2 separate regions of the Mus musculus genome follow, and region 1 is linked to region 2. Evidence: chromatin contacts called from ENCODE Hi-C or POLR2A ChIA-PET data. All regions are on one chromosome and are shown on one strand. Each heading gives the region's core, a stretch centred on a gene start or an enhancer-like site at or near the end of the contact. The rest is flanking DNA. Distances are from core to core; before and after follow the strand shown. Region 1 holds the start of Mpp1 (membrane protein, palmitoylated). Region 2 holds the start of Dkc1 (dyskeratosis congenita 1, dyskerin).

Evidence for each region. Hi-C counts contacts between places; a loop is a spot of excess contacts on that map. ChIA-PET counts read pairs that join two places held with the same protein, here RNA polymerase II (POLR2A).
Region 1: a map of left cerebral cortex shows a loop between it and region 2 (4-fold over the local background). The contact joins the promoter of Mpp1 here to the promoter of Dkc1 in region 2. A Hi-C loop is called at or near these places in 3 of 37 maps with a recorded cell type or tissue (heart and left cerebral cortex). POLR2A ChIA-PET finds 5 or more read pairs at or near these places in 4 of 5 experiments (Patski and embryonic stem cell).

Annotation. Positions count from the first base shown.
Region 1 is chrX:75,128,121-75,133,183 of GRCm38, forward strand. Mpp1 (membrane protein, palmitoylated) reads right to left here and starts at 2,896. Exons shown (of 12, transcript NM_008621.3): 1 at 2,605-2,896. The coding sequence starts at 2,706.
Region 2 is chrX:75,094,183-75,099,442 of GRCm38, forward strand. It overlaps Dkc1 (dyskeratosis congenita 1, dyskerin), which reads left to right and starts at 1,672. Exons shown (of 15, transcript NM_001030307.2): 1 at 1,672-1,945; 2 at 2,652-2,719; 3 at 3,101-3,187; 4 at 4,280-4,371; 5 at 4,581-4,765. The coding sequence starts at 1,930.

The DNA of each region.
Region 1 (5,063 bases), core at 1,646-4,145, 35 kb after region 2:
TAACCATGTGGCCTTTGGATTGAGAGATGTATTTAGTGCCTGGCAAATAAAGCTCTAGTTAATATATGATTTTAAGACAATACCTGCCAGAAAAATTCTGATTCTTGAGCCCTCCTGTCTCTCCAGTTCTTATCATTTATAGTTAAATAGTTCTAATCTCTATACTTCCCTGGGGAATTGTTGGTTTTCTCATGACTTTTCTAACTTTTTTGTTGTACTTTTTCCCACTCACAAAGTGAAACAGATGTGCATGTGAAGAGTGGGTACTTGTGATTCAGTCAGGGGCTACACAAGGCTGGCAGGTGATAGTAAGGAACTCCCAGCTCTTCTGTATTTAGAGTCATTCATTTCCTTGGACTAGGCATTCTAAGTTCACCATGTGGAAGCAGTTGGCAATGAGCCTAACAGTAGGCTGAACAAATGTTTGTTCATTCCTGTGCTCAGTAGTTCACTGTCATTTTGTTCTGAAGCCAATTGGTTTAAATGAGAAAGTCAACTATAGTTGCCCCTGCTCTATTCACCCCCACTACCCCTGCCCCCACCCCTGCCAATTTTTTCAATCTATTTTTTTATTTCAACTTCCTTTGAGAAACTGTCTCTGCCCTTTGAACTGTGCTGCAGATGTTTCCTCTGAAGGAGGTGTAGGGGGTGAAGCACTGTGGAGTGGCCAGCATTGCTGAAGCCTGCACTTTGTAGAATCTAGGAGTTAAAGGGCAAACAGGACAGCCTGTGCAGAGACACCAAGGTTCAATGCCATGTACAATAGCAGAAAACAAGTCTTGGTTGAATCAGTAGGGAGCATGGTCAGTGAGTCTGCTCCTGATTATCATTCTACCAGAGAAAAAGACTCCTTCTTAGGTTTGGCTGTATCATTTGAAGAGGATATTTCCATTCAAGGTCTGTGTTTTCAGAGAATTTAAACTAAAAAAACAAAAAGTACTATTTTCAAATTATTTAGTCTTTGCCCCAGTTTTCTCAGTACCTAGTATAGTCTGTTAGTCTTCTTCATATTCTGTCCTTCACTTCTAGGATATCTATGATTTTATTTTTCAAAACCAGAAAGACCTAGATACCTTACAGATAGGAATTTGGTTTTATTGTGGCCACAGTGGCTTAAGTAGATTAGAATTTTTATCACATTAAGTTTTGTTCTTTGCACTTTATTTGCTCACCTTAAATAAGACACTGAACTAGAACATCAGGAATAGATGTTTCCTTCAGCAGTCATGACACTTTGGAGGGAGGTCTGATAATTTCTTGCTGTAAAAAATAAATCCATCTAGTTGTGACACTAAAAATGTCCTGAAGTCTGACATGTTAGCCCATATAGTGCCTATAAACTCAGGAGGCTGAGGCAGGAGAATTGCAAGGAATTCAAGGCCAGTTGGGGCAACTGAGTAAGCTACAAGGTAACCTGAGCTAGTGTGAGACAGCGTCTCAAAGCAAGAAACAAACAGATAAACAAAAAAAGCAAAATGTCCTCCTACTTGCCAGCAAGAGAGATAAAATTTGCTGACATTTAATTGGTGCACAGTTTCTTCCCCTAAGCAGTGAGTTGCTCTGTCAGTGTTACTAAAAGAGGACTTTGGGTGTGGAGCATAGAAAGGCAAGATTAAATAACCATACTTCCAAAACTAGCTTGGGGAGGGGAAATGACACCAGAGATAGGGAAAAGGAAACAGAGCTCCAGAATTGAGGAACCAGAATACAACTGTCATAATATGGATTTTTTTCTCGTATTAATTCTTCACTTTTTCTTTTTTTCCCTTTATCAAAAAAAAAAAAGTGATCAAAACACATAATAGCTACCATTCCTGTAAAGGTTTTTGGATTTATTTCCTCAGTTTCATCTAGTATCATCTTTGAACATTTTGTGTAAGTAATGTATGTTGTTTAATAGCTGTACCTTCCTATCACAAAGCCATCTTCGCTGTATCACAAGCAGCATCATAAATCTCCCAGGAGAAGGGACTGGGGAGCAGAGGGAGCAGGGTCCGTAGGTGAATGGGGAGGGGGAGACATGTTACATAGAATCTAATCACAACCACCTCTGGAGGCCTGACATATTAGATTAATAACTATTTACTGTCTAACACTGGAATATGAATGCTACCTTAGTTTACAGCATAGCACAAGGAGACCCCCTGAAATGAAATGCAGAGGGAAATGTGTGAGCTTTTTAGAGCACGAAGTTGGTTTTCACAACCATGTCTGTGAAACAACACAAACGCTCAATAACAGCCAGGCAGATCTACTATTGGATGTGTTCCTTAAAGTCTTATTTTCCTTCTTCAAGTCTGTTAGTAGACTTCCATCCATGAGCAAGTTTTCTTTGACCTTAAGTATTCATTTAGTCCTGGCCTGCCTCTCGGGATTTTCACCTAGGAGGGCTGCTCCAGGCAACTATCCACCACACCCAGATCTCAGCAGGAATCGGGCCCAGTGCTAAGGCCTCCACCCTGGGGGCAAGACACCCAAGATCTGGCCATCCGGGGACAGAGCGCTTGGGAACAAGGCCATGGATAGGAAAAATCCAGCAGCAGATGGAAAGGCCTGGATCCTAGACCCAACCCGAACCCAGAGGACCCCAGGGGTCCCGCTAACCTCAGGTCGGTTACGCTTCTGTAGTAAGTGCTCCAGGTAGAGGTCCGAAAGTGCGGTGCGCATGCTGTTCCCTCCCTCGCCTTCGCTCGACTTGAGCGTCATCTCTCAGGAGCAGAGACAACCAGACGCAGTAGCCGCAGAGCTTTGAGCCCAGGAATCGCAAATCGGGGAACTGCGGCCTGTTCAGAGACGAGCTAGACTAAGGCGGCGGAGGAGGCAGGGATCAAGAGCTGCGCTGAGAGCCAGGAGGGCCAAGCAGAGCAGTACCCACGCTCCGCCTACTCTCCACCCTGGCCCGCCCCTAAGCCCACCCACGCCTTGGCCTTCCTTGTGCTTAGCGATTGGAGAAGGCGCAGTTTAGCGTTGCTTGAAAGCTCCGCTCTAACCACGCCTCTGCGGGCCCTGTCGAGATGCGCAGCCAGCATCCCTGAAAAGATAAAATTCCGAGACAGGAGCTTCCATTCTCTCTCTTACTCGCACGACCTGTGAACTACCGAAGCGGATCCCAAAATGTCCAACTACTGCAACTGCAGCTCTTTTACCAACCACGAGTTGCAACTAGCTGAGTGAACTTTACATCCAGATTGCTCCTGACATCAGGAATCAACCAGCTACCCTGAAGAATGTAGGGGCTCTTAAATTGGTCCCAAGGCCAATGCACCTTTCCAGGTTTAGACTTGTAAAAGTGTGCTGCTGGTACCATCATTTACATTGGTATATGCTATTCAGCGAGGAAAGATGGGACTGCCCTCAAGAGCAAACTGGTTTTATTTACCTTAGGCCAGATCTCCTGTTGTTAATGCCACACAATTTCTAGGAATCAACAGAAGCAAATGGAACAAATAATCTTCAAGAATTGGAGTAAACGCCCTAAACTTCCAAATGGTCTGGAGACTAATGAAAGACTTTCTAAACAAAATGAATGTTTACTGGGTTTAAAGGCTCCTTGGGAATCCTGTCCTAAAATTCAGAGCTTGTATGATTGATAGCTTACACTCTCCCCCGTCCCTAGAAGAATTACTTTTAGGTGGAGAGAGAGGAGAAGAAAAGAGAAGAGAAGAGAAAAGGGGAGGAGAGAAGGGCAAAGGAGGAGATCTTGGTACAGAGGAAGAGAATACACTGAGCAATGTTACAGAATAATCAACTATGTAACACCTCTGTGCCCATATACAAAGGTACTCAATAATAAAAACAGCTAGGTGAGTAAATAAGGCCTTTCATTAACTGACAGTGGAACTGGAAAGGATGAAATTGGAACCTTGGTTTATGTGATACACAATGAAGATGAACCTCAGTTGGCGGACTGCTTAGCTAGCATGCAAAATCCCTGGGTTCAACTCTCAGTAATGCACACACTATTCATGATAGTGCGTGCCTATAATCTTAGCATTTTGGAGGTGGAGTTAATAGGATCAGAAGTTCAAAGTCATTCTCAGTCACTCAGTAAGTTTGAGGGCAACCTAGAATACATAAGACCTTGTCTCAAAACAAAACTAATAATAAGTAAATAAGAAAAAGAACTTTAAAAAATCAGAATATTTTATTCCACTTAAATATATGGATGTTGGAGAGTATATATTTTTAAGGAAAATGTAATTATATATTTTTATAACATGACACATAATCAAGTCTTTTTATTCTTTTTATCATATATATTATTGTATTTATTCACTTTGTATCCTGCTCACTGTCTCCTCCCAGTCACCTCCTCCTACCATTCTTTCTCCCATCCCCCCTTCTCCTCTGAGTAGGTGGGGGTTCCTGAGTATTCCCCCACCCTGATACATTAAGTCTCTGTGAGGCTAGGTGCATCCTCTTCCACTGAGGCCAGATAAGGCAGCCCAGCTAGAAGAGTATACCCCACCTACAGGCAACAGCTTTTGGGATAGCACCTGCTCCAGTTGTTGGGAAGAAAAAGAACTTTTTTAAAACAAAAGAGAACTAGACATAGTGGCACATACCTGTAATCTCAGTGCTTGGGTGGTAGATACTGGAGAATCTTGAGTTTAAACTCAGCTTCTGCTACAAGGTGAATTTGAATCCAACTTGAGCTATACCAAACACTTTCTCAGAAACAAACAATCCCCAAACTATGAGAGAATGGGAAGCTGACTCACTGGTTAGGATAACTTACTGTTCAAGCATGAAGACCTGAATTTAAATTCCCAGCAACCACTTAAAAAGCTGGTCATGGCCAAACATGCTCGTAACCCCAGAGCTATGAAGAGAAATAAGAGAATCTGTTGGCTGCCAGCATAGCTCCAGAGTCAGTGAGAGACCCTATATTAAGGAAAATAGGGTGAAGAGTGATAGAGAAAAACACATAAGGTCATCCTCCCATTTCTATATATGCATGGGGTTTGTGAATCTATACATACGTGAGTGTATACAACTTTCTAAGTATCCTTCACATACACATGTAGACACACACACACACACACACACACAAAAACCAATAA
Region 2 (5,260 bases), core at 422-2,921:
AGGAGAGGGAAACTTCAGAGACTTAAATCCCTAATCTTTGAGAAGAGACTGGATTTTTTGTTTTCCTGTGCAGAGACACACATTTACAAACTCTTAAGATTGTTTTCAAACACATTTTTTTTTCTCCTGCAGCTTCTAGGTTTTTAAATTGTGTCCTGGGGCAAAGCAGAGGTTAACTCTTGGCTTAAGAAAATCTGTCTGAGGGGAATGAACTTTTCTTTCTTTGCTCTCATCCATCACTCACTCACTCACTCACTCACTCACTCACTCACACTTCACTGTTGAACCTTATCATCAACCCTTAAAAAGTATTTTAAGCATAAACAGGACCTAAGTTTAATGATACTTTCAGGCTGCTTATTAAGACAATCTAGGGAAAGTAGAAAAAGTTGGGACTTCAGGAAGCTACTGGAGAAATAGAGACATTATAATGATGGTTAGAGAAGTAAGAGTGAAGAAAAATCCACGGGTTCTGGAACTCTCCGAAAGCAAAATCTCTCCAAAAAGATTTGAGCATAGAGATACAGGACAAAGATGAAGGCACTGGACAAATGGCAAATGAGTACTTCAGATTTACTCACCCTATTAATTATCACTGGAGCATTATAAAATAACATTTAATTCTAAGGGTCTTATCTGTTAATAGTCAATTCTGATCATTACCACTATTAGCAAAATGAATTCCATAAAGACATAAAAACCCATTGTAAGTCATAGTAAAAAAGAAAAAAAAAACAGAAAAAAAAACTGAAAAAATCTGATTTTAGCATTGTAGATCAGAAGAAAAAGAATACTATTTTTTTTTTTTTTGTCAGCAACAACTAACTGGAAAACTATTGGCAAATGATTCCATCTACAATGAAGATAACTAATGATCTATCAAATTCACTAGATATGGGTTATGAATCCAGAAAGCCAAAAGAATCTACAGAGGTAGAATAGGAAACAGGGTGAAGGAGGATATTCCAGAGATCTTATCTCAAAGGCAGTAGCTCGGATTAACAGCCAGAAGACTCTACCCGACAAAAGTCAGGGCTCAATCCTAGAGCTGTTACTTTCTGGCTGTTACATTATCTCAGCCACTAGAGCTCTGCACTTGATGTCCAGGCTGTGGAATTCGAACTTAAGTGTACAGGTTAAGTGTGAAACACACTGGAAAAAAACTTCATACAGAAAAAAGCAAAACATTACACACTGCTGCATATTGCTTCCGTATTAAAATAACATGCCAGATCCGCAGGGTTATGTAAAATTAACTACCAGAATCACTTTCAACCTTTTTAGTTTGATGTAGCTGCTAGAAAATTTAAAAGTTTACACGAGGCTTGCACTCAATTCCTATTGGCCAATACAGCCATAACTTAATAGGAATTTCAAGGAGTAAACAGCTTTCACTTTGACACTGTGTACCTCAATGTCTTTTTCAATTGAAACTGACATGATAGCAAGCAAAAAAATGTCTGTTTGAGTTAAAACCAGCTATTTATAGCGCGCTAAGAAGGATGTCCAAGTGCTGAAGCTGAAGCTAGACTGGAGGAGGGTACAGTACAGCCCACCCGCTGTAGTCTGTTACTGCAGAAGCCTGGCCAAGGTTCCAAGGCGCTCTGCCAAGGGTTGGCAGTGTGGGGTTGGGGTGGGGAGGAGTGAGGGGGAGCTTCCAGGCGCATGTGCGGTCACACCTCCGTGGCCGAATCAGCCAATGGGATTGAGTAGACAGTCCGCGGGTTCGTAGAGATTCCTGCCCCCGTACCCCGTCCTGTCCTCCTCCTCCTCCTCCTCTTCTCTACGTCCCTTTTTTATATCAGCAAGCTAGGGGCGGTGCAACGGTGGGCGGGTCCTAATGACGTGCCCGGACGGGTCTCACACCATAGGAGTCTACAGTTCTTAGTTTGTGGCGGCTTGGGCGGGACGCACGCGGTGCAGTTCAAGATGGCGGATGCAGAAGGTAAGAGGTTCTGGTGGCAGTGCCATGAGACCTGTGGGGCCTCCTACACGACCCGGAGCTAGTTATAGTGAGATTGCATCGTGACCCGCGGTTCCCCGTGTTCCCGCTCGCAGTTTGGCTGTCTCACCACTCGGCTCTGGCTCTACCTGTGAATGCACGCATTCGTGACCAGTGACTAGGCTTCATTAGATCCTGGCTTCGTGCAAAAGATTCTACCAGGGTCCCCTCCCAAAGGCATCAGCCGTGGAGGCGACTGTGTCGTGATAAGGAGACGCGGTAGCATTTCTGCTGGCACTAGGCAGGACATTATGGAAATGAGGGTAGCAAAGGTGCAGAGCAAGGGTTAGGAAGGAAAGGAACAGAGGAGTTGGAAGCAAGTGTAACTCAGACCTACAAGAAAAACTTTAAGAGATCACAAGCCCCTATGGACAGTGCAGTGTTCGTTTGTGAAACTTTCCAGCCTGTGGACAAGTGCTTCCCTAAGTAATATTTGGCCTTGCCACAGCCACGTGGAGAACCCGAAGGGAAGCCAACACGTGCTAGAGTCATTTACCAGCCAAGCCATCCTAGTGTTTGGCCTCACAAACGTAAGTTCTCTCCAGTAATGTCAGACTTTAAAATGTTTTCTTTGTCCCGATTTTAGAGTTAATTTTAAACTTTGGTTTTAGTTTTCAAAATCTTCAAATATTGAGTTTGTTTCTTGTAGTAATTACATTCCCAAAGAAGCATAAGAAGAAAAAAGACCGGAAGCCATTACAAGAAGATGATGTTGCCGTGAGTAGAAATTTACTTTGCTTCGACTGATTGAGATAATTTAGTAAACAGCACATTAAAGGGGGAAAGTGCTTTTAAATATTCTCAATCAATATGCTAGTACTTAGTGGTCATTATGTAGAACGGGCAAAAACCTGAAATCATACAACTCCCAGAGAAATTTTCTAACATGCATGGCATGCTAAATGGTGAGCTATTGACCCTGAATTTCTCTGCCTTACTCCATCAGCAGACCCATGGTTTTGTTAAAATATTTGGATTCAACTTGATCTTCCTAAAGTTGAGTGACCTGGGTTTCAGAAATCACACCCCTCCTTTCCTCTTGTTTAAAAGGCATGCACTTCCAAAATTAAGCTGAGAAATGTTTCTGCTCTATTGAAGGAAATACAACATGCTGAAGAATTTCTTATCAAACCAGAATCTAAAGTGGCTCAATTAGACACTTCTCAGTGGCCCTTGTTACTAAAGGTATGTTTTCTGTGTATCAGATGGATGCTTGAATTCCATATTATTTCTAGTTAATGCTTACTGCTGGGGTGTTGTGTTGCATGCTCTTTATTCCAGTGGGCCAGGCAAGCCTAGTTTACATAAAGAGACCCTGTCTCAAAAAAGGAATGCTCACTGCCAGCATAGTTTACATTTAGAAAACTTTAAATGATGTAGCATGGAATATAGTATGTCACCAAAATGTCAATTGCTGTTAGGTTTTAGACAATTGCACTTTTGAAATCAACTCCTGTAGACTGTTTCAGTGCCTAAGAACATGGGGTTTTGAAGCCAGACGCCTTTGAAATAAGAGTATATGTGATCCTAGGCCACTTTTTTTTTTAACAATTATTTCTTTTATGTGAGTATATTGTAACTGTCTTCAGACACACCAGAAGAGGAGGGCATTGGATCCCATTACAGATGGTTGTGAGCCACCATGTGGTTGCTGGGAATTGAACTCGGGACCTCTGGAAGAACAGTCAGTACTCTTAACTGTTGAGCCATCTCCCCAGCCATGGGCCAGTCTTTTAACCTCACTGAATCTATTAATTGCTCATGATTATTTTCTCTTAGGATGATGTGCAGGGAGTTATAGGAGGTATTCTATGAAGCATGCTTAGTTTACGGTTGCATGTCATAGAAATTATAGGTTATTATTTAGGGATTTAATTAGTGATATTGAGTAACCCATTGAACTAAAATTTATAATTTTCACAAAGTGGATACCAGCTATAAAGTTAAGACATCTAGCAAAGAAGATTTTAAAATATAAATTTAATATAAATTTTTATTTCATCGATTACAGTGTGTGGGTGGGATGTTGGGGGTGCATGCTCCACATGGCATACGTGTAGAAGTCAAAAGATAACTTGCAAAGTTTGTTCTCAAGTGTCGTGAGTTACTAGTATTGCAGTTTTCCCTAGTATGTAGGAAGGCTTAGTAGTGTGTCATTAATAATGGGAACAACATACATTTATGGGCTTGAAGGGCTACAGTGGTTGGTGGTGTTATTTACTGACTCTTGTTTTACTTCTATTGATATGTTATTAAACTTATGTTATTGCTTTCTAGAATTTTGATAAGCTAAATGTAAGGACAGCACACTATACACCTCTTCCTTGTGGTTCAAATCCTCTGAAGAGGGAGATTGGGGACTATATCAGGTAGGCATGCTCTGTCCAAACTTAAAGTCTTTTGAAACTGATGCTCTCACTGAATTTATTTGTTATTCAAGGGAGTAGTAGTGGCAGCTTAGAACAGCTTTGTCCTGAATATATAACCTAAATATGTGATTTGCTTTTCTTTTTATGTCTTCATGCTATTTTTTTTAGACAAGAACAGGAGGTGATTACCTTTTTTTCTTCTATTTTAGGACCGGTTTCATTAATCTTGACAAGCCCTCTAACCCCTCTTCCCATGAGGTGGTAGCCTGGATCCGACGAATACTTCGGGTAGAGAAGACTGGCCACAGTGGCACACTAGATCCCAAAGTGACTGGTTGTTTAATTGTGTGCATTGAACGAGCCACTCGTTTGGTGAAATCACAACAGAGTGCAGGTTTGTAAAAGAGAGAGTAGGGGGCTATACTTGTTTCTGTTCTTGTTTCACTTCTACATTTTGGCTCTTAGAAACTATTTCTTTAGAAAAAATCTTAAAGCACGAGTGTGAATTGGTTTCTGTTGTTCTCTGCCAAAATCTGGTGGTTCTTTAAGAGTTTGAGACACTAAGCATGTGGATATTGAATCAACTGTCCTGTTCCTAGCGCTGCGGCAGGTCACTTGTATGCTTGCTGGTTCTGCTCTTTATTGTGTTCTTGGTTTTGCAGACAGGGTTTCTCTGTGTAGCCCTGGCTGTCTTGGAACTCACTCTGTAGACCAGGTTAGCCTCGAGGATTCACCTGCCTCTGCTTCCCAAGCGCTGGGATTAAAGGCGTGCGCTACCACCACCTGCCATGTTTACTGCTTCTTAACTCAGGTCATGTTTCTAATGTTTCTATCTCAAGTCTCCTTTCCCCATTTTCACCCAAGAAAATTCTGCTTAAAGTACAAGGTA